6 separate regions of the Mus musculus genome follow, and all the other regions are linked to region 1. The links are chromatin loops, found by intact Hi-C in ENCODE. Cell type or tissue: heart. All regions are shown on one strand. Region 1 holds the start of Gm35415 (a long non-coding RNA gene). Region 2 has its middle 100 kb from the start of Rgs1. Region 3 has its middle 5.9 kb from the start of Gm35356. Region 4 has its middle 2.3 kb from the start of Rgs2. Region 5 has its middle 130 kb from the start of Rgs1. Region 6 has its middle 37 kb from the start of Uchl5.

The links. Peaks named below come from ENCODE experiments on the same cell type or tissue, not always from the same donor. Only the 100,000 strongest peaks of a DNase experiment are listed, where the experiment ranks them.
Region 2: it touches region 1 in a loop (4-fold over the local background); 10 of 42 quality-filtered maps call a loop at or near these places.
Region 3: a loop joins it to region 1, with 1.9 times the contacts of the local background. A loop is called at or near these places in 2 of 42 quality-filtered maps.
Region 4: a loop joins it to region 1, with 2.3 times the contacts of the local background. A loop is called at or near these places in 12 of 42 quality-filtered maps.
Region 5: it touches region 1 in a loop (9-fold over the local background); 28 of 42 quality-filtered maps call a loop at or near these places.
Region 6: a loop joins it to region 1, with 2.8 times the contacts of the local background. A loop is called at or near these places in 25 of 42 quality-filtered maps.

Annotation. Positions count from the first base shown.
Region 1 is chr1:144,195,675-144,199,674 of GRCm38, forward strand. It overlaps Gm35415 (a long non-coding RNA gene), which reads left to right and starts at 1,744. Exons shown (of 3, transcript XR_387456.2): 1 at 1,744-1,828; 2 at 2,396-2,572. In heart, a CTCF peak has its summit at 2,166 (motif pointing right); no DNase peak of the experiment used is centred here.
Region 2 is chr1:144,351,069-144,355,068 of GRCm38, forward strand. No RefSeq gene overlaps it. Among named protein-coding and RNA genes, the nearest start is that of Rgs1, 100 kb to the left of the region's middle. In heart, a CTCF peak has its summit at 2,459 (motif pointing left); no DNase peak of the experiment used is centred here.
Region 3 is chr1:144,072,736-144,076,735 of GRCm38, forward strand. No RefSeq gene overlaps it. Among named protein-coding and RNA genes, the nearest start is that of Gm35356, 5.9 kb to the right of the region's middle. In heart, no CTCF peak of the experiment used is centred here; no DNase peak of the experiment used is centred here.
Region 4 is chr1:144,004,408-144,008,407 of GRCm38, forward strand. No RefSeq gene overlaps it. Among named protein-coding and RNA genes, the nearest start is that of Rgs2, 2.3 kb to the left of the region's middle. In heart, CTCF peaks have their summits at 178 and 2,400 (motif pointing left); a DNase peak (open chromatin) is centred at 2,334; H3K4me3 peaks cover 1,219 bases; H3K27ac peaks cover 1,396 bases.
Region 5 is chr1:144,378,715-144,382,714 of GRCm38, forward strand. No RefSeq gene overlaps it. Among named protein-coding and RNA genes, the nearest start is that of Rgs1, 130 kb to the left of the region's middle. In heart, a CTCF peak has its summit at 1,512 (motif pointing left); no DNase peak of the experiment used is centred here.
Region 6 is chr1:143,811,881-143,815,880 of GRCm38, forward strand. No RefSeq gene overlaps it. Among named protein-coding and RNA genes, the nearest start is that of Uchl5, 37 kb to the left of the region's middle. In heart, a CTCF peak has its summit at 2,228 (motif pointing right); a DNase peak (open chromatin) is centred at 2,261.

The DNA.
Region 1 (4,000 bases):
GTATATGAATAATAAAACACAAGCATCTAAAAATTTAAAGCTAACATCCACTTAGGAGAGAAAATGTGCTGTTTGTCTTTCTGGATATAGGTTGCTTCAGTTAGCATGATTGTTTCCAGTTCCATCCATGGACAGGTTTGAACTTGTGTCAGTTCTGCCTCAGCCTCTCAAATGCTGTAATTAGTAGAGTGAGCTTCTGGCCCAGTTTCCTTTTCATTGTACTGAAGCAAATGTGTAGAATGTTTAAAGCTAATGCAAACATTTTATTCAACAACTAATGAGATTATGACATATTTACAATGAAAATTATGATTAAATATTAGGTACAAATATGAATTTACGTTATGAAAAAAGTCCATGTGGGGACCCGTGTTACAATTAAAATTATGATTAAATATTAGGTACAAATATGAATTTACGTTATGAAAAAAGTCCATGTGGGGACCCGTGGTGCTAGCTGCATATGTGGCAGAGGATGGCCTTGTTGGACATCAGTAGGAGGAGAGGCCCTTGGGTCTGAGGGTGTTTGATGCCCCAGTGTAGAGGAATGCCAGGGTGGAAAGACTGGAGGGGGTGGGTGCGTGGAGGAGCACCCTCATAGAGGCAGGGGAATGGGTAATCGAATAGGGGGTTTCTAAAAGGGAGACCTCGAAAGGGAAGAACATTTGAAATGTAAATAAAGAAAATATCCATTGCATACACTAGCAAGCCTTTGTTGCAAGGACGGTGATATAGCTGTCCCTTGTGAGACTAGGCCGGGGCCTAGCAAACACAGAAGTGGATGCTCACAGTCAACTATTGGATGGATCACAGGGCCCCCAATGGAGGAGCTAGAGAAAGTATCCAAGGAGCTAAAGAGATCTGCAACCCTATCGGAGGAACAACATTATGAACTAACCAGTACCCCAGAGCTCTTGACTCTAGCTGCATATGTATCAAAAGATGGCCTAGTCGGCCATCACTGGAAAGAGAGGCCCATTGGTCAGGCAAACGTTATATGCCCCAGTACAGGGGAATGCCAGGGCCAAAAAATGGGAATGGGTGGGTAGGGGAGTGGAGGGGGGGACTTTTGGGATAGCATTGGAAATGTAATTGAAGAAAATACGTAATAAAAAAAAGAAAAAAAAGAAAATATCCAATAAAGTAAAGGAAGAAAAAAAGAAGGTATTATCATAACAAAGGCTATTGTAGAAACAGAAAAAAATATACAGCAATGTTATTACTGAAAGGAAATGTTTTACTTAACAACATGATTATGTATCCTGTCACTGCTTTTTAGCTATCAGACTATGAATTAATCAATAAAATCTCAATTTATATTGTTTTTTAAAAGAAAAAAATCCATGTGTGGGAAACATGGATTGTATTTTACTATCAGTGGCGAATTGACCATCTCTATGTTTAATGACTGGCACAGAAATCTGTCATCTTTTGTGAGTAGTCTCTGAAAGATCATCTAAATCGAAACCTTCTTATGATATCAGATATGAAACAGAGGCACATAGAGGTCACATCATTTGATTAAGGTCACACAGTCATTGAATGAGTAGCATAGGTAGAGACCATAAATCTGTGGCTTCTTCTTGAGCAATTTTGGTAAGGGATTCTCTTCACATTCCTATATTCTTAGAGGGTCAGTGTCGGTGTGTTTCAGTTCACAAGTTTATTTTGAATATGAAAAATTTTTGCCTTAATTTTTTAAACAGGATATCATGTAATCTCAAGCTGGCCTCAAATTTGCAACGTTCTAAAGGATAGCCTGGAACAGCGGATCCTGAAAACTCCACCTCCCCAGTGTCAGAGTCACAAGCATGATCCACCACGATAGGTGTGTGATGCAGTATGTGGAATCCAGGTTTTTATGCATGCTAAGCAACCATTCTACTAACTGAGCTGTGTTTCCAGTTCTATGTCTTTCTCTTAAAACTGTTTGATTGCTAGCTAATATATCACTTGAAGATTTCTTTTCATAAAAGTCTTAAGAGGTGACTTTTCTTGGAGAATGTTTTTCTGAGCATTTACAGTTTGTAGTAGTAAGAGGAAATTGCATACGTTTTCTTTTGTTTCAAAAACACCCAGAATTTACTTTTAAAAAAATCCTGAATATTCATAGGGGAGAACTGAAAATTGCTTATGTCAACTTGAGAGGTCAAAATATACTGTTATCCACTAGGTGTCGCTGTGTGCCACTGTAATTGATGGCCAGCATACTCTTGGGAGACAGTAGTTTTATCCCTGAGTTTCTATAGCTACACTATGGGGAAAGTAGTTAGGAATTAACCCTGTATAGCTATTGCAATATTCCATGAAGTAGGAACTATAACCCTGTGCTGTGACAGTAACATGCCGAGAAGCAATGTTAAGTAAGGATGTCACTCTTCATGCATATCTGCAGATTCCACTGGCCATACGGTTTATACACAGAGGGAAAGTTGAGCAGAGATGAGGCCTACAGTTTGAGAGTGGAGAGGTGAGCGGCAAGCTTCCTGCTTAAAAGAGGGGTGAACTGACCCAGCTCCTCCCTCCTTTTCTCAAGTGTCTTCTGCAGCAATGTGGCTGGACTTACATGAAGGTGTGTTTCACATTTTAACATTAACTGTGCGTGTTTAGAAGCTTCCAGAATGACCTATTATTGACTTCAATTCTTACCAGGAGTAGAACAGAGAAAATGTATGTATGAGCCTTACAATTGTGGTCCTTGTACCCAAGGTTAGTGTGGATGCTTTTGCCACCAGGTCTGGAAGGAGTTTCCATCTCTCTAGATTTACCAGAGGATGAAGGGTAAATCAGAGGTTACTACCACCGGTTTCTAATGCAACAATTATGGTCATTTAGAGTTTTGTTTTGTATTATCATTGCTTTAATGTTGAAGTATTGTGACTTACATAGTTCTACTTTTCAGTGCAGAAAACAATGACTCCTCTGCTTTGATAAATATGACTTACTCCTCTTTCTCACTTGCCAGATTCTCTCAGGCTTTCTCTTTGTTTCCAGTAAGAATGTACAGAAATAGTGGCAGGCCCTGTGGCGGTTGTAGTGGTGGCAGTGTGTGTGTGTGTGTGTGTGTGTGTGTGTGTGTGTGTGTGTGATGTCTGTGTGCTGAGTGCATATGTGTATGCATGTATGCATGAACATATGTGTGGGCATGTGTGCATGTACACGTTTATCCATGTGTGTGCATGAGCACATGTGCATATGCTTGCCTGTGTGTACACAGGTGTATATATTGTATCATACAGCTGTGGATCATTTCTGACTTCTTCCAGAGATCACGTATATGTCAAAAATACTTGCAACCTAAGGAATGGATAATAGGAGCGATACGGGTATTGGGCCTTCAGCAGTAGTTAGGATCCTACTAGTAGATCTGTTGGTGTAGCATCTAAGGCTGAGCTCTAAATTTTAAATCTTATTTCAAATTTTCCTTTGATATATTTACATATTCTCTTATTGTTTAAAATTAATTTGTTTCCTGTAGTATTTTGGTTAAGAATACTTAACCAACCTGAGGCCAACCTGAGATAAAGTTCCACTGTTGCCATTGGTTTATCATGTGACTGTGTATGAGTTGCTTAAATACAAAGATGAATTTTTTCTTACACAAATGTGATATGCAAACTGTTTTCTTTGTGAAAAGTAAAAAAAGAAAGAAAGAGATAGATGAGGCTCGGTATACCTTTACACTCCTCTTCAGCACCTGGGTTCCCAAAAAGCTACTGACTTTCTAATACTCATCTTGTGCTACCAGCTCTAGCTGGTTAAAGGACAGAAAGCTCATCTCTTCACTTTCTTGAGGTTACAGTTAACTGGACTTAGAAAAAAAGGTACCAGATGGCTTTTTTATTTGGAGTATTGTGTGTGTGTATGTATGTATATGTATATGTATATGTATATGTATATGTATATGTATATGTATATGTATATGTATATGTATATATACATGAATGTATGTATTTGTATGTGTATATGTGTGCATGCATAAAGGCTTATCATGGTCTGT
Region 2 (4,000 bases), 160 kb after region 1:
GGTGCAATATGTGCTTTGAGTTTTACTAAAGTTTCTTTAATGAATGTGGCTGCCCTTGCATTTGGAATATAGATATTCAGAATTGAGAGTTCCTCATGGAGGATTTTATCTTTGATGAGTATGAAGTGTCCCTCTTTGTCTTTTTTGATAACTTTGGGTTGGAAGTCAATTTTATTCGATACTAGAATGTCTACTCCAGATTGTTTTTTCAGACCATTTGCTTGGAAAATTGTTTTCCAGCCCTTCACTCTGAGGTAGTGTCTGTCTTTTTCCCTGAGATGGGTTTCCTGTAAGCAGCAAAATGTTGGGTCCTGTTTGTGTAGACAGTCTTTTAGTCTATGTCTTTTTATTGGGGAATTGAGTCTATTGATATTAAGAGATATTAAGGAAAAGTAATTTTTGCTTCCTATTATTTTTGTTGTTAATTTTGGCCTTCTGTTCTTGTGGCTGTCTTCTTTTAAGTTTGTTTAAGGATTACTTTCTTGCTTTTTCTAAGACTTGGTTTCCGTCCTTGTATTGGTTTTTTTCTGTTATTATCCTTTGAATGGCTGGATTCATGGAAAGGCAATGTGTGAATTTGGTTTTGTCGTGGAATACGTTTGTTTCTCCATCTATGGTAATTGAAAGTTTGGCTGGGCATAGTAGCCTATGCTGGCATTTGTGTTCTCTTAGTGTGTGTATAACATCTGTCCAGGATCTTCTGGCTTTCATAGTCTCTGGTGAAAAGTCTGGTGTAATTCTGATAGGCCTGCCTTTATATGTTACTTGACCTTTTACCCTTACTGCTTTTAATATTCTATGTTTATTTAGTGCATTTTTTGTTCTGATTATTATGTGTCAGGAGGAATTTCTTTTCTGGTCCAGTCTTTTTGGAGTTCTGTAGGTTTCTTGTACGTTCACGGGCATCTCTTTCGTTAGGTTTGGGAAGTTTTATTCTATAATTTTTTGAAGATATTTGCTGGCCATTTAAGTTGAAAATCTTCATTGTCATCTATTCCTATTATCTGTAGGTTTGGTATTCTCATTGTGTCCTGGATTTCCTGGATGTTTTGAGTTAGGGTCTTTTTGCATTTTGCATTTTCTTTGATTGTTGTCCCGATGTTTTCTATGGAATCTTCTGCACCTGAGATTCTCTCTTCCATCTCTTGTATTGTGTTGCTGATGCTCGCATCTATGTTTTCAGATTTCATTCCTAGGGTTTCTGTCTCCAGCCTTGCCTCACTTTGGGTTTTCTTTATTGTGTCTACTCTTTTTAGGTCTAGCATGGTTTTGTTCATTTCCATCACCTGTTTGGATGTCTTTTCCTGTTTTTCTTTAAGGACTTGTAACTCTTTAGCAGTGTTCTCCTGTATTTCTTTAAGTGAGTTATTAAAGTCCTTCTTGATGTCCTCTGCCATCATCATGAGATATGCTTTTAAATCCGGGTCTAGCTTTTCGGGTGTGTTGGGGTTCCCAGGACTGGGTGAGGTGGGAGTGCTGCATTCTATTGATGGTGAGTGGTCTTGATTTCTGTTAGTAAGATTCTTACATTTGCCTTTCGCCATCTGTTAATCTCTGGAGTTAGTTGTTATAGTTGTCTTTGGTTACAGCTTATTCCTCTTGTGATTCTGTTAGCCTCTATCAGCAGACCTGGGAGACTAGCTCTCTCCTGAGTTTTAGTGGTCAAGGCACTCTCTGCAGGCAAGCTCTCCTCTTGCAGGGAAGGTGCACAGATATCTGGCATTCAGACCTGCCTCCTGGCAGAAGATGAAGGCCCAACACAGGGCCTGTCCCAGAAGCTGTTAGCTTCTGTAGTCCATACTCTCACCTGTGCAGACTAGTGTCAGAGGAACCTGGGAACCAAGAAAGTCCTCCTGGGTGAGGCGAATACCTCTCCTCTGGCAGATACATTCTCTTTCTCCATCTGCTCTTCATTTGTCTATTTTGGCTTTTCAAAAAAAATACTTGTTTATCATCATCATCACACACACACACACACACACACACACACACACACACACACATATATGTATATACATATCCAATATGTTAAAATTAATACTGTCATTTTCACCCAGGAAAGCATCAAAACAAATTCAATCCATCTAGAAACCTAAGGTTAAATCATAAATTACTTAGTGGTATGGTATTGGATATCTCTTGGGGATAGATAAAATTGACATTTTCCAGCAAAACCAAATGAAAAATCTTATTCATTTACAAAAGAAATTGACAAATAGGTATATTCAGTAAATCTTAAATATTTGTGGAGACATGGGGCCTTAGTCTATGAGGAATTTATAATTCAATTGAATTGGCATATAGCTAATATACTAAATTTTTAACTAAAATCATTGGCTAAAAAATTATTTATAACTGTTACTTCACTGTTTATTTATATTAAACCTGATTAGGGGTGGTGGTGGTGAATTTATCACCATGGTCTCATAATGCTTATGAATGGAGGATGCCCTCTACTGGTTAATCAGTTCAGTCAGGACAAAGAATGAAAATCCAAGGTGGAAGTAAGAGCTGACATTAAATCAATCATGAATATATTTTGTTACAGAAAGTCACTTATTTGATAAAACAATCATATTTTTAAACAAAATACTTATCTAGTATAAAATTGTAGGCCCATGTTACTTTTTATAATCTTTTAAAGAACACATACAGTATTTTCAAAGAATGAAATGCTTACTTAAGCACTGTTCATTTCTCTGAGACTGGACAAAGATGCACCCTCATTTAACTACCAGTCTAAACCAGGTATAGCACAGTCCCAGAATGCTCCAGGGAGTTATTTTTCTCTTGTCCATTTCCAGTGCCTATTCATCCTCACTCCTCTACTGCAGGTGACACCAATTTTCTTGTCTCTGTCATTGCCAGCAAATTCTGCCCTGACTAGGACCTGCAAGAAACTGAGGGATAGAATGTACATATTACCTCTCTGACATTTCTTTCTACTCAATATAGAAAGTCAGATTTATTCATGTTTTTAGGAGTATTCTGTCCTTCTGATAACTGAATACTTTTCATTATATGACCATATTGTTCAGATTTTTCTTTCAAAGAAAACAATGTTGATAGGATTGAGTTTGCAAGCTTCTTTCAAAGTGACTCATGGCTGAGGGGCCAAAAATGTTAGCATCCATAGGGCCCTGCTACACATGGGAAGTTCAGGTTAAAGTTTAGGCTGCTGTAAGACAGGAGAACTGTGAACTCAGGGATTTTATCTTTGTGATAGTCACCAGGGAAATTATGCCTTGTCTGGAGTCTTTAGATTTTTTTTGTAAGTCCCCTACTGAATAAATGAATACCACACATTGTAGAGGATACTCTACTAAGACTCAACTGATTGTAAACTCACTTACACTAGAAGGCTTCCATAGTAATATCTAACTTAATGTTTCAACAAATGGCTGGGTATCATAACCCAGTCAAACTGACATACAGAATTTAATCAGTGGTCACTTAGTTTATGGTATGAATTTAATAACTGGAGTTGCATCACCTAACACCTTAAGATATTAGTGTATTTAGAGATAAAATCTTTAACAATGTAAGTGAAAATAAAATATTTCATATTGGCCCTAATCTGATATTGAATATTATTGTTTTAAAAGGAAGATATTTGTTAACATAGGAAAGTGTGTGTGCACATGCATGTGCATGTGCATGCACACGCACACACATGCACAGAGTGTTGGGAGGCAGCACTGTGTGAACACGGGGGAGAGGACAGACATCTTCAGTTTTAGGACAGATGTCCTTAGAAGAAATGACTCTGTTGACATCTTAATCTTGAGCTGTTGTCCTTGAGTATTTTGTAGAAGTCACTGCTTATGAGACTCAGTCTGTATAGTAAGGGTTATATAGGTTCTAACAATTGTGACAAAAACTTCTTTGGCCAGTAAGCTACTTTTGATAATGTATATTTTCATTTCTCTTGACACAAAATTACTTCATATAAGAGCATTCGTTTAGTTTTATAATCTACTGTATTTTCCAAAATATTATA
Region 3 (4,000 bases), 120 kb before region 1:
CTATCTATCAGAATGAAGATGAAACCAGTTTGTAAGGATGAAAAGTGTTTCCACTACTGTCCACGGTTGACTGTGGAAGGTCACTGTTTCTGAGCTCTGTTCTGAGACCGGTGCTTTACCACTTGTAGTGCTGTGTTTACTGCTCTTCAGTGCTGGGTCAGGGCTTTTTGGAACCAGAATGAACAGAAACTGAGTCTTTCTTTAGCCTTGGGCTGTTTATAGAGCTGTCCAGAGTGGAGTGATTGCTGCTACCCTTGACGCAGTCCCCCCACTAAAGGTAGGGATAGAATGTTCTCATTCCCTCTAATAAACAAACAAACAAATAAATGGTAGTAGTATTTTTTTTAAATTAGCTTCAAGTAGATTTGACTCTTTTTAGATAGAATGAAAGTGGGGAGTTAATTATAAACGATATGATTTGAAGAATTCTTCCAGAGTTTATCTGTGTTCACCCTACAGTTTTTAAGGCAGCAATCAATTTTCTCACCCAATGGTTAAATCAACTTGTCTCAAAACATATCTATTGAAACTCGGATTCTTCATGCTCATGCTATCCCAGGTACAGGTTATATTTTCATTATAGATTTCAATCTTGTGACTATTATTTAATTTATTTGACAGGATCTTGAGAGCTAGGACAGAGTGAGTGGGAAGCAGAAAATTGATTCTGAGCACAAAGCTGTGTGTATCAGGACATGAGGATATTGAGAGCATACATAATGACATGTAAATCATTTTTTATTTTGAATTTTATACAATGTGTCTTGATCATGTTCACTTCCCTCTTCCAACTCCTCTCAGATTCAACCCCTTTCTCTACCTGCCCAAATGTAGTTGTAGACCTGAAGGTGTTGTAAAATGCAGCCTTACTCTGTCAGGCAGTGGCAGGTGAATGGGCATACAGGTGACAACAACATATACTTTATTTTTAGTTTCTTTTATGGTCAGTGCTAAGCATACTTGTTACAGCTTTCAGTTGTAAGACACTGTAATTTCACTGGTAAAAGTTAACGAATGTTTTCTTACCTCCATATTTAGGGGCATTTTGTATGAATTTCTATTTCTTTTTATTGTTATTATCATTAGATAGATCAGGATGGCTTTAGGATCTAGGAGCTCTTATTTAAGCCCCTCCAGTGCTAGGATAACAGGTGTGTGTCTCCATCCCACATCATATTAATTTTAAGGTGTGGTCCTGAATCCTTTTTATCCTGATAACGACTTTCTTTATCCTGAAGGAAAAATAATAAATTCAGGATCAAGAGGATGTATGAGAAATTCCTGCATGTTTACTATTAAAACTTATTATACTATAAAAAGAAATTTCTACTAAAGTAAAAACTGATTTTTCAACATCTGTTGAAGTCAGTAGTTGAACTGAAGTATCATTCTTTAATGTTTCAGCAGTAATCATAGATTACAGAAGAAATGTCAAATTTGAAATTGATCAGTAATTATTTAAAGCAAAATATTTCCATTATGTCTTAAAAGTTGGACCACAGAAGACATTAAATATATAAGAATCTTTGTAATGTCTTACAGGTCATGTTGTTAAATATTAACAATTATTGCTTCACGGGTTCTTCTAATTGATGAGTTTTGATGAACGGTTGGTTTATAACCAGAGTGATATAATACCGTAGACAATCTGTTTTAGAAACTAGACACACAACTCATTAAGTAATATCTGATTACTGTTGCATCTTGTGATCCTACATTTGCATATCTCAGTTGGTCAAACACATTTAGTATGCTAAGTAAAAACAGATTAACTATAACATCTTGTACTGAAAGTTAAAGTTTTGTACATCTCTGAAATGGAGTGTGACATGTCAGAGCCATGCCTTAAGTGTAAACATGCTTCTAAATCCATTGGCTACTCTTATTACACTATCTTGGGTTGTTTTTACTTTTTTACTTAGATCCCATGAACTTGTATGAACACTTTTGATAATATGCAAAATTATCAGCCCCATTTTTATTCCCTGCTACTTAGTGCAGATTATGTAGGTTTTTAGTCAAGTGTTTTTTTTTTTTTTTTGTCCTCTTTTTTTCCAGTTTTACATCATGGTCAACTGAAAGCCACACCTTCGCTTCAGTTATGGTTGAGCATACGTGATAAGTGTATCCTTCAACTGCTCCATCCAAGTAGCCTGTCCGACTACACCATTCACCCTGTACATTCATACCCTAACCATCTCTCAGGTCTCACTGAAGTTCTGCCTCATGCCTGAAGTTTCCTTTGGCTGCTCTTTTGTATATTTCCTCTGCCTCATTTCTAATTGTCATCAGCTTGTTTGCACCACTCTTTAGGCATCTATCTACTCCCACTAGACATCTCCTAAATTTAAACATTGTGCTTAGAAGGCCTGGAGTGATGGCTCAGATGTTAAGAGCACAGACTGCTCTTCCAAACCAGAATACTTTCCCCCTCCCAGAACTCCAAGGGTCTAAACCACCAAGCAAAGAGTGCACAGGGAGCAACCCAAGGCTGCATGTGTAGCAGAGGATGGCCTTGTTGCACATCAATGGGAGGAGAGGCCCTTTGTCCTGTGAAGGCTCCATGCTCCAGTGTAAGGGAATGCCAGGGCAGGGAGGTGGGAGTGGGTGGGTGGGGGTGGGGTGAGACCCACATAGAAGCAGGGTGGGGGGATGGGATATGTGGTTTCTGGAGGGGAAACTGGGAAAGGGGGTAACATTTGAAATGTAAATAAATAAAATATCCAATAAAAAAGAAAATGTAAAAAAAGCATTGTGCTTAGAACACAATTTCTCTCATATAGTAATAAAATTTCACAGGCAAGGTGTTATTCTTCTCCTCATTTTGTAGATATAACTATGCCTGTCTCTCAAATGTGTTTTCCTAATCACGTATTTATATCTCACTTCTTCATCATTTTGGAAACAAAATCCTCTCTCTAATAAGTAACTATTCATTAAGACACCATACATGCCATATTCAGCCTATAAGTATCTTATAAATAATACTATTACAGACTTCACACATTGCTATATTCTCTTTTGTGGGACATTGTCTAGATGCAGTCATAAGGATACTGTAGGAAGAAGCTTAGGCAAAATTTCTTTTAATTTACATTATCATGACTGATTATAACTGATGGGAAATACAAATGGATGAATAAAACCCAAGACCACAGAAGCACACGTCTACCAACCACTGAGAACAATGAGAACGGCTGCATGTATAGTGATATTTAACATCTGATGCTAAAAAATAACCTTTGGTAGCATGCTGATATAACGGCTTTAAAACCTTTTTAAATGAAAAAAAAATACTTCTACTGTTGTTACATCATCTGATTCATCAATACTATGTATCAGTGTTGACACACAACCTGAAAGTTCATGACACATCTGTAGTAGCACTGACTATTCTGTAATAGCACGTCAGCATTTCACCACAAATGATGAATCTTATCGCACTTCTCAGGGGCCACTGTGGCTTCATGTGTCCATGGTGATTATCAACAAAACACTGGAGAAAACAGAAGCACACTGCATTGTCTTGGCAGTACTCTCACTACGTAGGTAGTAGGTCTGATTTTGAAACTGAGTCACTCAGAAGTCAAATGGTTATGAATTGAGTGGGTAGGAAGAACTTTTGCTAAAATACATTTGCAAATTAAAAACATGTCTTAGGTTGTTGGGTGCATGTAAAAGTCTAGCTTTTAAAGATTAGACGGGAGATGAGAGATGATTCATGCATGGGTAATATGCCTAAATTCAGTCCCAGAATCAAAACACTGAAGTTCTTAAAGATTCTCATGTAACAATTTTTCTGTTGTTGTTGAAATACTTTCTGGCTCTTAGGCCAAATAGTATGCATATTATTTGTAGCTGTGCCATCAGTGCACATAGGTTAGTGACTCTTCAGATGTCTGAGTGTTGTGTTGGATTCCTTCTAGGAATGTTTGCATAGTTGTTGACCATCACAGAAGAAAAAACTAGCTTGGATCTTATTGGATATGACTTAAGTGTT
Region 4 (4,000 bases), 190 kb before region 1:
TCGGGCAGCCACGCGGTGAAGGGTCTCCGAGTTCTTGGCTTTTCCTTTACTGAAGACCGTACCTTTTACTCGTGTGCGTGTGTGTGTGTGTGTTCGCGCGCGCCCCACCTTTGTATCTATTGTTCATCCGGACACCCATAAACTGCAGCTGGGATGGGGAGAGCCCTGCTGGCTGCACTCAGCAACTCTACCTATTTTAGAGAAGGAAATCAAACAACTAGAAAAACCTGAAATATGGACTGTTGAGTAAGGTGCTGTAGCTCGCTCAGGCACCTTGGAATTCCTAAAGGGAATTCCACGCTACTCAGGGAGGAAGCGGGAGAAAGTTTCTATTAAAACCTGGTGTTTTAACCAGTTCTGCAGTTTTGATCTTTAAATGCATGGCTGCAGCAGGCTGTGGCTTTGCAGGGTCGTTCCCCAGGAGACCCGAGGGGCATCTCCTGCGGGGCACAGCAAAGATCAGAGAGATAGGTGAGAAATACAAAGGGAAACCCAGGATCTCGCAGTTCTGCTGCACACGGATCATGTGTAGTTTCAGAGCGTAAGGAATCAGGATTTCCTCATGAGTCATTCACGGTTGAACAGATTTAGGAATTACTAGATGTTCAACTGCTTAAGTTAAGGTGGCGGTGCAGTGGGGGCTAGAGCTAGATGTGAGAGCCGGTTGGTGTAAAGAATTTGTTTGGGTAAGCTTCATTTGTGAGAACCCCTGTCTCTGCTCCTGCAGGGTTTAATAAGCCCTGATTTGTAAGAACTAATACATGACTTCAACTACAAACTGATTCAGCTTCCTATGTTACCAGAATGATGCGGCGGAATACCTAAGTGGTTTTCCCATAAAGTCTGAACAGACTAACAAAAAGGTACGGCTTAGGCTCTAGTTATTCTGATTCATACTAGATCTACTAAAAGGAAAATGAAGACCCATTCTCAAACTGGGAACCAAGCAACACATTGTGACAAGCTGAGGGTAGTTTGAGTCAGAGATCAAAGTCTGCAGTCGCTAATGAAGAAGATTGGTATAGCCTTATTATAGAAGGAATATCATTTCGATTTTAGCAACAAATACTTGATAGCATGCTTATGAATCTGTAAGATGAAATTTTTAATAAGCCGAAAAGATCTGCACTGTTTCTACATTTGCTTTAATTTCTGACGATTTAATACATATTTATTAAGCTTGTGTTAATAAAATAGTGTTGCTCGTTAAAATATCTGTAATGTGCAGGCATAGTTGACTTTTTTTTAACAATACAAAACAGGACTTTTTTTTTCTTACAACCCTGGGTATTAAAATCATCAATATAGGTCAGGTGACCCTTGACACTTGTGGCTGTTAGCAGGTGTAATCAGAGCCAGTAGTTGCTAAGTCTCTGTTAGGGCAGTCACTTTCCTCCTGCCTGAGCCCTAATTTCTCATGACTAAGAGCAGCAATGTGATTTTTTCTTCTCCTTTTTTTTTTTTTTTTTTTTTGCCAGTCTCAAAAGATACTATGCAAATCTTGCATTTAAGACCCTTTGTAATGGCAACAAAGTGCATTATTTTGCACATACAAACAGAGCAATGTCAAGCTAGCTTTTCAGCATAAAAAATCTGTAAGAAGTAACTCAAAATTAATTAGGTTCTAAATGTGTAAATTCTATCAACTAGCAAGATAATGCAGTTTGTGTGTGTGTGTGTCAAGCTTATGACAAATTGATGTTTATATAATAAATGAGTAAGGACAAGAAACAAAATAGTTCATATTTAGCACCTTCAAGATCTTTAAACCTGAAAAGCTCTGCTCTTTTTATACATTAACAAAGTGAATTTACATGTGCCCTACTAACTAGTTGAAAGGTAGACCACCCTAGATGATTTTTGTATTTAATCCACTTTAATACTTTTTTTTTCTCTACAAGCCTTTTCAGACTGACAATTGGAAGTAAGTCACAAAATTATTTTTTCTCCCTGGAAATCGTGGATAAATTTACAACCACTGGTAATTTTGGGAGTTTAGGCAGTATCTACTACAGACAGACACCTTTTTTCTTGAGAAGACACCACATGGCACTGGGAGGGAATATAGTGGCAGAATGCTTGTTGAGCACGAAGGGGCCCTGGATTCTATCTCCACCAAAAATACCCCCCCCCCCCCAGGTCTTTTTCAAAACCGGCTTTCATATTTAAAGTAATAGCTTCATGTCTGGCAACTTCCCTTTAGAGTTTGTTGTTGTTACAGTTGGCTTTTAGGTAAATAGGATTGCTAAATACTAAGATGACACACAGTTTCCATTTTGTGGTGGCGGAAGCAGCAATGCAGTGGGTTGAAAAAAGACTGGCCGGCAAAGCCACAGCCTGAGATCTGCTGATAAACAAAGCGTAGGTTTCCATTTTGAAGCTGCCATGCCCTCTGCTGGAGCTGCCTGAGCGCATGCCGCTGGATTCTCCCACAGCGCAGACTTTTTTTCCTTTTCCAAACAATACCACACAGATAACACGAAGGATACAATGTCTCACTTGCCAAACACCTATCTTCTTCATTAATTCATTGTTATGAATATTTATATACTAACTCATGCTCTAGTAATTTAAAGCCAATATATGCTTAAAAATTCACGGAAATATTCTGTGTATAACTAAGTGCTTAAAACAAAACAAAACAAAACAAAACAAAACACAACTTGGCAATATGTTTAGATATTAATTTGAAAGAACTCCAAAACTGTGGCTCACCTTTGTGAAATGTTCTTTTCAAATCAAGAAAACATGGGATAGGTAATTGAAAAAAAAATGTTAATAATGTTCATATAGTCAGAAATGTGACACAGGTTCTCCCCCGCACCCCCCCCCCCATTTTATTTTGTCTAACTTTTTTTGTGAAATATTTTATCAGAATGAACACATGCTTTCACAAGACTCTTTTCGTCACCCTTTTCCTCTAACATGATCTCAGATTTTAAAGTTATTATTAATTTCTTAAACGGTAACTTCTGTGCCCAGAAGCTAAGAGAGAAAATTAGTGTTTTTGTCGGGATTGTATTGCTTTAATGCTTGACCTGTGTTTCAGAGGACTTAGTCACTCAACCAGTGTGTGTCGGTGGTTTCACTTAGCCGTGGCCCTGCTTCCTCTATGCTTTGAGGTGCGTATTCCAAATGCAGGCAGGCAAGGCATTGCGAAATTTAATCACCTTCTTTACCAAAACACTGAGAATAATAGGAACCTAAGGATGTTTTTTATTTCTGAATGAAAAATGCTAACATAAACCAAATACTGCATATAGTTGTGTTCAGTAGTTGTTAAGACTGTGAGTTAAAGACTGTGCCTTTGCTGTCTAAAGCAGGGAGCTGTTGCTTGCTGTGAGTTGAAAACTGATGGGAGAATGTGGTTAGACATACTGCCTTGTACAGTAAGTTGCATAAGTGACCTGAAGACTGCAAAGTATAGAAGCAGAGACTGATTTCGCCACATGTCTTCTGACTGGAATTTTAATTTTTTGCCAGAGAAACTGGAGTGTTAGTTGGAATGGGTTTACTATTGTTCTCAAATTGGTCATGTTTGGTTAATGAAAAGTTAGATTTCGAAGGCTTATAAGCTGCCGGTCACTGGGGATGTAGCTTCCTTCACATTTCTTTTTTCACGTATGAAAGGACCATTGCAATACGAGATGTGATGCACTAGTCCCCACCCCACCCCCACAGTGTACTGAAAACTTTTAAGTAGGGAGAAATGATCTGTTTTATGTATTCTTTAGGCCTTTGATTCATAGACTACTTTATAATACTAGATAACCTTGTATATATTCTCTTCCTTCACTTTCTTTTCTTTTCTTTTTTTTTCATTTTTTTCTTTTCCTCTGCCTCCTCCTCTTTTTCTCCATCCTTTCCCTTTCTCTGTCCTCTCTTCTGTTCCTTCCAATGGACTTCTGCCCTTCCTTTCTTTCACTGTCTTCCTTCTCATCCCTTTCCTCCCTCTCTCTCCCCTCCCCTTTCTTTCTCTCTCCCTCTTTTCTCTCTCTCC
Region 5 (4,000 bases), 180 kb after region 1:
TAACCACTGAGCCATCTCTCCAGCCCTGACCCTTAGTAAATATTACACTAGATACTAAGAGACTGTAAATTTCTCTGTTCATTTATAGATCATGTCTAGGATGCTATCATATCACTTTATGTCAATACAGGAAATGGGGAAAACATAGAAAGAGAAATAAAATTGCAAAATGCACAGAATAAATCATATCATTTGCAAAGGATGATTACAGATGCAGAACATAAAAGATTTTATATGTATTTAGTATTAATAAAATAATTCAGGAAGTTGATGACTATAGGCAAGGTATGGAAGCATACCATCTACATTCATTAGTAACAAAGTTAGTAAATAGTAAGACTCAAAAAGTATAAAAGCATTAGATCTAAATTCATGAGTAGACATTTTGAAAGATGCTCTAAGAGAGTCATCTTGAGGAATTAAATAAAAAAAAATATAGGGACCCTCCCACCTTCACAGACTACAATACTCTAAGACTTGTTATTATAACAATGGACAATCGAAGAAAATTGCTTGGCTCAGTTAAATATTGAAACTTTTAAAGTCTTCTCATTTACATTAGTTTCTCTCTCTCCATATATATGTACATATACATATATTTGTACATATATGTATATATATGCATGTATATGTACATATACTTATACACACACACATATATATACATATATATATATGTATGTATGTATATGTATATAATGTGAGTGTTTTAGTGATTTGATTCTCTCCTTGAATCATGTGGGTCTCAAAAATGAAACTCAGATTTTCAGAGCTGATGGCAAATGCCTTTACCTGGGATCCATTATGCTCAAAAACTCCAGTGGGATTTCCAAAGTGAGTTTGCATGTTTATTATAATATATTAAATATATAAAATAATAGGTGTTAATCATTATGAAAGTTTCATGCATGCATGTTATACACTTTGGTTGTACGTTGTTTTAATGTTTTATCTATTTGTTCGTTTATAGGTGGGTTGGGGAAGGGGTGTAAAAATTGGAAAAATATTGATATTCTAGTATGGGATCACTTTTTGTAACCCCATTTGTAGGCTTTTTGTAGATATGTTTTCTGGTGTTTTTACAACTTTCTTCCAATGTGCCTTATCACCTAATAAGTAAGCCTGTCTCTTTGGTCTCTGCATCTCCAAGCACAGGATCATCCAATCATATTGCCTTCTGTCCCTCTTGTAATAATTCACATAATTTTCCACTATGAGTTAAATATCCTGTGTATATTATGAATGATTTTGCATTATAATTCATATTTTATGTATTGGGAAACATAATTTTTATAAAATTGTGAAGTTAAATATATTATATTTTAGCTGATATTTGACATATAATACTAAATATTTAACTTTTATTTATGATATTATTTTCACTGATTGCTAAAGAGGGAAGCGTGTTTGGAAAAAACATGATTTCCATGCGGTTTGAGAAAACTTACAAAGAATTTAAATCTCTAGCATGGATTTTTTTCCTGTACTTTTCTGCCCTCTAGTGGTGATAGAGCAAAGACCAAAGAAATATTCCAAAGGCAAAAGCCAGTTCTTGAAGAAAAGACAGTGCCTTTTTTTGTTTGTTTATTTATTTACACTTCAGATGTTATCCCCCTTCCAAGACCCTCCACAAGACCCATATCCCCTCCTCTTCCTCTCCTCTATGTGGGTACTCCCCCATCTGCCTACTTGAAATTGAAAAGTTTTAAAAATTATAAATCTCTCACTGGTCAATAATGCTCATTGACATAGTGCTGATCGATGCTGTTACTGTGTTGTAACTTAAGCAGATTAAACAAAGGGCTAACACTAAAATAATTTTCATATTGAAAAAAATTGTAAAATATTATACAATAAATTAAAATTATAAAATAATTTATTGACTAACTGTTCACTCTGACATTTACCTTCCAAGCTGTATTTTGATTTTTTGTATGACAATTTCAGAAAGAGGTTCACATTTTAGAGATAGATTCAAGTTAGTATAGCTAAGCCACTTGATAGAGAGTAAATCTTAAATACAAATAACCTCTATCATTTTAAAAGTGTTTTAGTGGCAGAAACTTGTGAAGCCTTTTATCTGTGTTAGTATAGTGGGGACAGAGATTTCACTTTAGACTTACTCGGTAGTGGAAGTCACAGGGAGTGAGATGCTTACAATGAGTGGGTAAGAAGGGGGTGGGGAGCTCCGTGGTGGATTTTCTATGATTGCTGGTGAAATGATGCACTTGAAACTTCCACCTCTGACATCATCAATGCAGTTATACCACATAGTGAATGAATCTGGAATAAGGATGCAAATTCAGCTTCAAGTGGCTACTGCCAGGTCGTCAGTGTCAGGTATGGAAATATCACATTGAAACCCATGCCTTCAGATACTAACTAAAACAATGTTGTATAGAGAAAAGAGGCCTGTGACTGCTAGTGATAAGCACTATTAACAGAAGCTGTTGGGCTACTGAGATGGCTGAGGGGGTAAAAGTGCCTAAGGCCTTGAGTTTCATCCCTGGGACCCATTTGGTGTATCAAGAGAACTGTCTCTGGCAAACTGTCCTCTAACCTCCATTTGCCTGCTGTGGTATGCATGCATTCAACCACACACATTCACACACACATTTGCACACACATAGTCACACACACATTTGCATACACATAGTCACACACACTCACACATAGATGAACACACACATTGATGCACACAGACACACAGAAATAAAGGTTATAGATGATGTTGAGATTATGAAGACTAAGGGGGACTCTTGAAAAAGGATAAAAAAAATTATATTATGATGTGGTCCATGAGACTGAAGGGTCCAGTGGTATAATGTTATGGGTTGAAGGTTAGATTACCCCACCCCCACTCCAGGCCCATGTGTTTGAATATTTGGAGCTCATCTGGAGACATTGTTTTGGGAGGTTTGGAGCCTTTGAGGGTTTGCAGTCTGGTTCTCTGTATTAGGTCACTGGTGGTGGGCCTTTTAAGGTTAACCGCTATGACTCAGACCCTTATTCTTTCATTCTGCTTCCATTGTCATATAATGAACTCTGCCACACAACTGTGCAACAGAATTGCACTAGATGAGAACCCCATAGGAAAACCAACAGTGTCAACTCACCTGGACCCCTGGGAGCTCCCAGAGACTAAGCCACCAACCAAAGAACATACACATAGAAAGCAGAGGACTGCCTTGTCTGGCCTCAGTGGCCTAATCCTATAAAGACTTGATGCCGCAGGGTGGGGGGATGCCAAGAAGGGGCACCCTCTCAGAAGTGAGGGGAAGGTATGGGGAGATGGGGGAAAATCTGAAAGAGGGAAGAAGGAAGGGGCAGCATTTGGGATGTAAAAAAATAAATTAAATAATTAATTATAAAGAATTGCTCTCTTCTGCCTTTCAAGAGACAATAAATTTACATCTATCTGAAACCATGAGCCCAAATATGTGATTTCCCCTTGAGCTGTTTTCAGTTATCCTGCCACTATTGTGGAGGTTTAAATAGGAATGGCTTCCATAGATTCACATGTTGGAATGCATGGCCACAGGAATTGGCACTATTAGGAAGTCTTATTGGAGGAGGTGTGGCCTTTTTAGAGGAAGTGTATCATGGTATCATGGTGGAACAGTGCCACACGCTCTGGTTGAGTCAGCTTGACAAGCCGAAAGGCTTGAAAACTACTCTTGAGGCAAAAGAGTTTCACGGAAACTCGCTCCTGGAGTCTGGCGTGCTCTCTAAATTTTCCATTCCCGCGTTAGTCTAGTGGATGGATCCACATGCTGTCTTTATTATAAGTGCCTTTTAAGATTGAATTCTGACATAGCTAAAGCCTTTCGCCAGTGTTCCAACAGTCCTAGAACGTCCTTGAGCTAGACACTGACATTCAGAATAGCCTCTGGTATTACACTATCAATAAAAGCCAAGTAGCTCCCATATACAGGAATTTACAATGGTTTAGGAAGTAGATCGGGCTGTGGTTTTAGAGTATTGCATTATTCATGAGATG
Region 6 (4,000 bases), 380 kb before region 1:
TAGGTGAGTCTAGCCCAAAGGAAATGATTTGGCTTTTACAAATGCTGCCTGTGATGATAGCTCATCCCAAGCTTTGTTGTAATGGACACTAACCAGTGCTCCCCACCCCTGCTCTCCTATACGTGCCTTCATCCAAGTCTCACTGTGTCCTTCATTTACACATCCTAGAAGTGTTTAAACTTCCATAATTTCTACTTTCATGACTGACATTTTCCTGCTTTTCTATGCCAGCACGTTTCTCAAGTGATGTAATTAAAAACTATATGCAGTTTTAAAAACTACTTTATTCTGGTATTTTGGGTCATCTCCCTTGTTGAGGTACTTTTTTCTTTTTCTATTTTTCTTTTAAACTATCCCTAGATCAGAGTACTAGTTCCTGTAACCAATGCAACGTCTATGTGTAAGAAATTAGCCTTCTCAGGTGTAAATTGAGCTTATTGCATGGCTTTTCTGGAAGGATGTGAAGAAATGTCAGGTTATCAGTAACAGACAAATGAAATGATTCTACTCAAGACCAGCTTAGCAAGCCAGCAAGGTTTATTTTTGATTGGGAAGTTATAGGAGCCTTTGTGATTCAAAGATAGCCATGGCACTAAAAGGTTCACCACTCCCACAAACTCATGAAAACTGTGTTCTTGGAACTCCCTGAGCAACTCGCAGGCAGCTCTGCCAGTCAGTATACTCCCTTTGCAGCAATTTGTGTTGATTATATAACCTGTAGGGGGGGGGGCTTAGAAATATTTTTTACATTATTTATTTTTTGAGAGCTCATCAATGAGTACTGTATTTTCAATATTTCTACCACACTCTCCTCCCCCACCCCCCAATTCCTTCTGGGCTCTAACCTCCCACAGTGGGCTGGGTCCTTCACCATCAGTTAGCAATCAAACATGTTAACAGGCTCTTCAGATAAAGACGATCTATTTAAAGGTGCCCTATGCTTCTGTGCCTTGTTTCCTCATAGGTGAGTCTAAATGTAAGCATGGAGACTTAAAAAAACTTGGAAAAAAATTAGTTACTGGTTAGTTTTAATTGTCAACTTGATATAACCTAAAATCACCTTAGAAGAGATCATCAAATAAGGAATTATTTTAATCAGATTGGCTTATGGTTATATTTTTGGGAAATGGTTTTGATTGTTAATTGATAGAAGATCCAGCCCACTGTGGGTGGCACCATTCCCTAGGCTAGACCATGAGTTAGTGAGCAAGCAGGCAGGATTGGTCTGTCTGTCTGTCTGTCTGTCTGTCTGTCTCTCTCTCTTTCTCTCCTTCTCTCCTCTTCACTGTTGATATGGTATAATCAGATGTCTCAGTCTCTTGCCTTAATTTACCCAAAATGATTTGAGGTGATCTAGAATTGTAAGCCAAATAAGCTCTTTTTCCACTCAGTCACCTTTTTGCCAGGGTGTTTTATCACAGTAACAGATATGAAACTAGGACAATCACCTTTTGCAAGAGATTATCTCTATATTTGGGAATCTCTATTTTCTCTCTTTCAATAACCACATATGCTTATAAATGTAATTATTGTCTTGGAGAAGTTATTTTTGTTGATTTTTAACTTTCAAAATGATACAAAGAGGTTGGGCATGTAGCTAGAGTTAGACTTTGTCTGGCATGCATAAGCTCCTAGCACCATCATAGATGCACAAAAGCATCGTTGGTATAAGCATTATGTTCCAAATGGTATACAGGAATTTCTATACAGAACCGTTCAACTTCATTTGTCTCCTTTTTTCCTGTTTGTTTCTCTACTTTTTTGATTCTTTGTTAATTTCCCATCATGCACCCTAATCCTGCCCCTTCATATATGCCTTCTGCCTTTGCAACCTCCCACTCCAAAGAAAACAAGCAAGCAAGCAAACAAACAAAACAAAAAACCCAAACATCTTGCCTGGGAGCTGTGGTATGTCACTGTGTATCACACAGTGTACCCATTTGCCTAAACAACTTTACTTACATATGTTCACTGTACTGAATCACGGTCTAGTTCAGGGTTTCTACTATACTCTCAATACTGGATGCTCACTGGGATACATCTCAAGTTATCCTGTTATTGTCTTGTGTCATGGAGATCCTGCAGCTTGGGATGTATAGTACCAGTTCCTTCCTGTGCTCTAGCAGTTCAGTTCATAGATGGGATAGATGTTGGGGGGAGTCAATGCAAAGCCCTGGATCTGGGCCCCGGGTGGTACAGCTTACCGGTTCTCCTGCACCTCTGCACCACCAGGGGGAGCTCTCCCAAGTACTGCAGCAAGTGAAGGGTGGGCCAGCTCTGCACAGCCCTTGGACATCGACACGGCTTCAGGCAGCAGGGGCTTCCACATGACCTTTGGTGATAACATGGGCCATGGACATTAACCCAGACCCCAGTTTCTGCATGGCCACGGAACCAGACATGGCTTTCAGTGGTAGTACAGGCTGGCTTATCACCATGGCCGCAGGTGATATAAGGCTACTTATATCAGACTGTTCCTCACCACCCTCATGTCTCCAGTGCGTCCTTTTCCTTTTTTCACAGAGCACAAACTCTTCATCTTCTCTTTCTCATCTCTCCATCATATAGTTGCTCATAGTGGTTCCTGCTGTGGGTAGGAAAAGGCAGGCTTCTTCCACCTGCCCACCGGACAGTTTTTTTTTTTTTTTCTCTTGAGAACAGGGTCTTACTCTTTGTAGCTCATACAGACCTGGGACTTGCTATTCAAACCCAGGCTGGCTTTGAATTCCCAGCAATTCTCCTGCCTCAGACTCCTAGTTGCTGGGATTACTATAGTCATGAGTCAGTATGCCAAGCTTTTACATCTAACCTTAACAGTGTCTTTCAAAATGTTCTCACTAAAAAATGAAAATCAAATTCCTTCTGGATACACCTTTAAATAAAGGTAGACAATTCTAAGGCCCATTGTTAGAATCAACAAGCATGTGAGAGTCAATAGATATTAAGATACAAGATGTCACAAGACCATCCTCACAGCAGAAAAGACATGAAGCTCTGCTGCCACAACTTCTACTCATTCATTTTTTCATTAATTTATTATTAATTAATTTATTAGCTACTCTGAGTGAAGACATTGTTTCCTCAACTGCTTTTGGAGCTTGTGTGTGAAACCTGTGGGATTGTAATACTCAGTAGAGTATAACTTCTCCAGAGGGACAGCATCAGCATAAGTAACTTTCCTATGCATGTGACAGACCAGTGTATAAGAGGCACTTAGCCTCATAAGCGCAAATAATGTTGCTGTAGTTTGAATAAATGTTTATAAGATTCAGTTCCACTCAGAGCACCATTTATAGTGATGCTTTGTGGCCACACTGTAAACATTACTATGAAGGATTTTTTTTTCGTCTTTTTTGAGTGTATGTTAACAGCTTATTTGATAAAGGAGGGGACGAGGGGAGAGATGACAGGGACATTTCCTACATTTCAATTTGAACTCAAGATAGGCATTAAGTAAAATTGTGTCTCCTAAGCTTTATTTACATTTGAAGCTAATGATGGGCGTCTCATCAACTTGAAAATTAAAGAAATGAGGATGAACTGTGAAGGGTGAATTGAAAAGATAGAACATAAATATAGAAAGGCGTATAGAGAATCACATGTCTCCCAGGCAGCTTGGACAGGACCATAACCCAGAATATAAGGCCTCTCTGTCTGTGTCAAGGAGGGCTGCCTCTTGTGGCATACTGAAAACAGTGAGAGTTCTTCCAAGGACCTACCCCAATCTAGTAAGGGACACTTGCCCAGACTGACAGCGTCGTGACACCCATTTAAGGTCATTTCTCAGCTATTGCTGATAGCTATAGTAGTGTTCCCTGGATCAGTTCATATTTAATATATTGTAATTACCAAGGACTTAGTTGCTGTCTGTATAGTGGTACAAACAACAGTGGCACAATCTATATGTTCATGCAGATTAGGCTTGAGAGACATTAAATACATAAATAGCAAACTGGCCTTGGGGAGATGGCTCAGTGAGTTAAGTGCTTGCTGTGTAGGC